Linked DNA regions of Homo sapiens: region 1 is linked to region 2. Evidence: read pairs that join two places in POLR2A ChIA-PET (ENCODE). Cell type or tissue: CD4-positive, alpha-beta T cell. All regions are shown on one strand.

What was found. ChIA-PET counts read pairs that join two places held together with the same protein. Peaks named below come from ENCODE experiments on the same cell type or tissue, not always from the same donor. Only the 100,000 strongest peaks of a DNase experiment are listed, where the experiment ranks them.
Region 1: POLR2A ChIA-PET joins it to region 2 with 7 read pairs; 3 of 35 experiments call an interaction of 5 or more read pairs at or near these places.

Annotation. Positions count from the first base shown.
Region 1 is chr1:89,727,955-89,730,454 of GRCh38, reverse strand. No RefSeq gene overlaps it. Among named protein-coding and RNA genes, the nearest start is that of LRRC8D, 92 kb to the left of the region's middle. In CD4-positive, alpha-beta T cell, no CTCF peak of the experiment used is centred here; no DNase peak of the experiment used is centred here.
Region 2 is chr1:89,580,392-89,582,891 of GRCh38, reverse strand. It overlaps LRRC8B (leucine rich repeat containing 8 VRAC subunit B), which reads right to left. Exons shown (of 6, transcript NM_001369817.2): 5 at 1-267. The coding sequence starts at 241. Among named protein-coding and RNA genes, the nearest start is that of LRRC8C-DT, 51 kb to the left of the region's middle. In CD4-positive, alpha-beta T cell, no CTCF peak of the experiment used is centred here; a DNase peak (open chromatin) is centred at 1,471.

The sequences.
Region 1 (2,500 bases), 150 kb before region 2:
ACCTTTATGCTTGAACAAGTGTATATTACTGGAACAATTCTAAACAATATCATTCTAATTATTCATATTTTATTTTATGAATAAAATAAAAATAAAATAAATAAAATTCATATTTTATTTTATTCATAAATAAAAGCCTATGTGAAAGCATATCTTTTATCTTTAGTCCTCCAGAGTCTTTCTGGGTCTTCATCTAATTTCCCTTCTAATGTTACAGCATATTGCTGGCAGAAGGTGCATCTGTGAGTGCCAAGCCTAGATACTTTTTTCTCTCTTAAATAAAAAAATCACAATTAATATATAATTCTTAGAGGAAAAATTCTAAAATACTGATATATATAAAGAATAAAAGAGAGTGCACTTATACTCCCACCACTGAATGACAATCTCTGTTTGCATTTGGATGTATATCTTCTTCCATTTTTTTTTTTTTTTTTTTTTTTTGAGACAGAGTCTCACTCTGTTGCCCAGGCTGGAGTGCAGTGGTGTGATCTTGGCCCACTGCAATCTCTGCCTCCCGGGTTCAAGTGATTCTCCTGCCTCAGCCTCCTGAGTAGCTGAGAGAACAGGTGTGCACCACCACGCCCAGCTACTTTTTGTATTTTTAGTAGAGATGGGGTTTCATCATGTTGGCCAGGATGGTCTCAATCTCTTCACCACAGGTGACCCGCCTGCCTCAGCCTCCCAAAGTACTGGGATTACAGGTGTGAGCCACAGTTCCTGGCCCCAATTTTTAAATATATATATATTCTTTCTTGCATAAGTGAGATCACACTGTGCTTAATTTTAAAAATTTACTTTTTTCAATTAACACATAATGAATTACACGTCAATAAATGTATTTGTAACATTATTTTAAATGTCTACCTAGTGCTTTATTGTAAAAATGTATCATTCTCATTTTTGGAAGCTTAGATTGTTTTCATTTCTCCCACCCATCATGTTGGTGATGTGATGGTTCTCCCTCTGCCTAAGTGTTTTCCAGGGATCTGCCAATCTGACTCTATTCCCTTCCAAGGGAGAAACAAGGAATGACCTCCTTTGGGGCCTTAGCGGGTGTCAGGGAAAAGTGATTATAAGCCTGCTTAGACCAACCCAGGAAGAAACCAGCCATATTAATGGGTTCAGAGTGTTATTCTGAGTTCAGTGGGCAAGGGTTAGTGGATTCTCCAAAAAAGCTTACCTGCTAATGCTTTTTTGGGAGGCGCCACGGCAGGGTTGCAAAAATAAGAGAAAAGGAAAATCCAGGCTGGGAGGAAGGAAAGTGAATATTCATTAATGAGTTGGTCACAGCTTCATGACAAAACAGCCTGTTGCTTGGTGGTATGAGACATCCCTGGCAGGACAAACCAAACCACTCAGCCTAGGAATCACCCACAGGAGGAAGGGAGGGCGTAGAATTTATTGGCAGTCCCCTCAGGGTCTTTTTTTTTTTTCTCTATTTGGTCAAATTTCACCCTACGGGCATAAACTGCCTCTCACTTTCAGGTTGTGTCACCTGGTCCCTCTGAAGAGCCACTGTAGGGGCCAGTCTCATATTCCAAACTGCGCTGCTTCCTCTGTAACGGAAAGTGGTGGGAAGAGTCAGAGTCTCCCAGGGTGTGGTCAGGGAAGCGTGGGTGCCAGAGATGCTGTGGCTCCCTGCTATGGCAGAGAGGGTCCTGCCAGAGGCTGAGGCAGGGGTTGCAAAATAATTAAGCAATGGCACCATCAGAGGAGAAGTGTGCTCTCTAGCGTTTCAACCTGTGGTCTTCCCATTAGCATCAAAGCCCTTGGTTGGGAGAACCAAGGCATTCTGCAGAGTGCTGTCCAGAAGAAACACTAAGACCCGTGCTACCCAGGAGGGTAGGGCAGGAACACAGCATTAGAAAGAATGGGAAAATGAAACTAAGTTCTGTGGGCAGGAAAGCTCCACCTTTCCTCTGGAGACAGAAAAAGAGCAAGAGTCCTAATGGGGACACTTGGCTAACCAAGCTACGTCTTCCACTGTGTCTCTCGCCCTGAGTTATCCAGCCCACAGGGCTCCAAGCAGGCAGATTGGACTTACCTGGGGAGCAGGCTTGAAGGAGGATAAGCAGATACAAACTTTTGCACATCCTCATATACCCTGAGAATGGCACCTCACAGATGAGCACACCGGTACGATAAGGGGCAGAGGGAGGAAGAGAGCTTTGCACTGAGAATGGCGCTCAGAGTTCAGGTAAACTGGGTGGTTTCCTTTTGACTTTGTAGACATGAAACAGGGCAAATTCCCGTTAATCGGCTGGAAAACAGCAGCAAAGCGAAGGAAGAAACCGGGGTGTGAAATAAGGAGGAAGAGGCAGGGACAAAGGACAATGGGCCTGCTGGGTAGTTTTCCTGAGGTCTAGTGATGCCAAGAACAAGCTGAAGTAACACATTAATGTTTATGAGTCTCATGCACCATGAAATTTGATTGGGGCATTGTTAATCTGCCGACTCTTGGCTTCTCTCTGTAGCCTTTGGATTTCTAAAAAACGAG
Region 2 (2,500 bases):
AGGATGTGTTCATGCTGGCTTTCAGGATGTCCCAAGGCACGGCACAGTGATTGTCAAATTCCACTTTGCATGGAAGACAGCACAGAACCCTGCTCTGCGTCAGCTGGAGAGCTCCGGCCAGCACGGCCACCAGCAGCATGATCAGTGTGATGTAATACCAGAAGACGTCCCACCATGGTTTTAAGATGTGATAAGATGACTGGGCATCTGCTAAGCATTTTAGCTCAGTTAGTGTAATCATGACTTTCCCTTGTAGGAGGACAGAAACTGGAAGAGGGAAATAAAAGAAACACTACTGAAGCAAGTACTCAAATAAGCATTTTACTCTAATATTCATACACACATGCCCTCCTTCCCAAGTAGGATTTAGCTCTGGGGTAAAACCTAAAAGGAAGAGCTGATTAAGGGGCACATAAGTCTTCTGGTTTCATTTGAAACTATAGGCCATCCAACTCTGAACCATAGTCTCTTAGATGGGGGACCATTTAGTGATACTGACTAGAAAGAAATTTAGGGGTAGCCCTTGAGGTAATTATCTCGTTACCTCTTGTATCTCAACTCCAGGCTAGGCTACTAAAAACCAGGAGCCAATTTTTCTTCAACTGACATTTGAAAAACTTGTTCCTATGCTACTAATATTTTTTTCTTTCTTTCTTTCTTTTTTTCTTCCTTTTTTTTTTGAGACAGGGTCTCACAGGCCTCAGACTCTTGGCCTCAAGTGATCCTCCCTGCTTGGCCTCTGAAAGTGCTGGAATTACAGCTATGAGTCACCACAGCCAGCCACCTAATTTCCAGTGGTCACATTTTACCTTCCAAAATGTCTGAGTAAGCTCCTTTCCACACCTTGTCCCATGTCTGAAGCATCACTTACAGCCCAAGAGTTGTTTTAGTCACCACAAGGAGCCTCTTTTAAGCAAGCTCTGCTTTGTGAAATTACCCCTTAGGCTTAGTGGGGTCTACAATTCTATGCCCAGAACAACCTGTCACTGAATGCATTATCTCCTTTCCACACAAGCTTTCGCTTTGTAATTTAAGTACATGAGTATGAAAAAACTTAGAGTATTTAAAAGTTGGGAAGTATTTAAAAGTTATGGCTTAAAAAAGAATAAGAAAGAAAAGCTCTGCTAGAATATTCTATCATGGGGACTCCCTCTCATGTTTAATGTTGTGATGGCAAAGTACTAAAAGGATAAACGATGGAGGCATATTCCATTATTAAATTACTTTTGCCTTCAGGAAAACAAGATTATCTTGTATTTTCATACTGAAAAGTATTCAGACAACATTCCTGAGAATTTCTATGTTGAGTCTTACATACATCAATTGTTTCAAAAATTGCTAATCAGTAAAATCCAGATGATCTATAAGATGGCACAGAGTAAAGTAAAAGGAAATATGTGGGTCTTAGAAAATATCTGATAAGAAAAAGAAGAAAAATAATAATGGTAGCATGGTGCCCCCTTGCTGGTAGTCCAGCTCTAATCTATTTTCAAGGGTTTCTCTTGGATTTTCTTGAGTCTGAAGTCTTATCATTTATTCTGGGCCAGAGTTACTCTCTAGACACTCTAGTATTAGTAGCATCCCCAAGGAAGCCTTTTTTTTTTTTTTTTTTTTTTTTGAGACGGAGTCTAGTGGCGTGATCTCAGCTCACTGAAACCTCCACCTCCTGGGTCCAAACAATCCTCCCGCCTCAGCCTCCCGAGCAGCTGGGACTACAGGCACATGGCATCACGCCCAGCTAATTTTTGTGTCTTTTTAGTAGAGACAGGAGATGGGGTTTCACCATGTTGGCCAGGCTGGTCTCGAACTCCTGACCTCATGATCTGCCCACCTTGGCCTCTCAAAGAGCTGAGATTATAGGCCTGAGCCACTGTGCCTGGCCAGGAAGACTTTTTTACTCTCATTTGCCCTCTTTCTGGGGTCTGGTATCCTGCCTTGAACCTTAGAGTCCCATTACAGAGTCCCTGCTCCCTGTTAATAAGTCTCATCCTCAGCATATTCCTGACCATCTGACCCTGAACCCTACAGCTTCATGCTCTTGTACCTGTTAAGGCATTTTACAATTTCTGAGCTTAACTGCTGGACTGGAGCACTACTTTCTGCTTGTGTCCTCTCTGGGTATCACATAATATTATATGGATTCACCTTCCTCCTAGGACCTACAGGTGGATTATATAGCTCTTCAGGGCTTCTCTCCTTCACTCCAGTTTAGTGGATCTATTTCTAACTCTCAACTCTTCTCATTCTGCCTCACCTCTCTGCCTTACATAATTGTGTGTCGAGGTAAGACAGAAACTAAAATGAGAGGAATACATGAAGCAAAGAGAAAGTCCTGGGCTTAGACCTCAAAATACTATAAATATGATGTGGCCAGGGGTGTGAGGGATGGTAGAAAACACTGCTGGATGAAAGAAAGAACATGTGAAAAACAGTTTAGGATTTTAGTTGACATGTATGCATACTTTCAGCTAGTCATGAGACAGCTGTTACGCTGAAATAC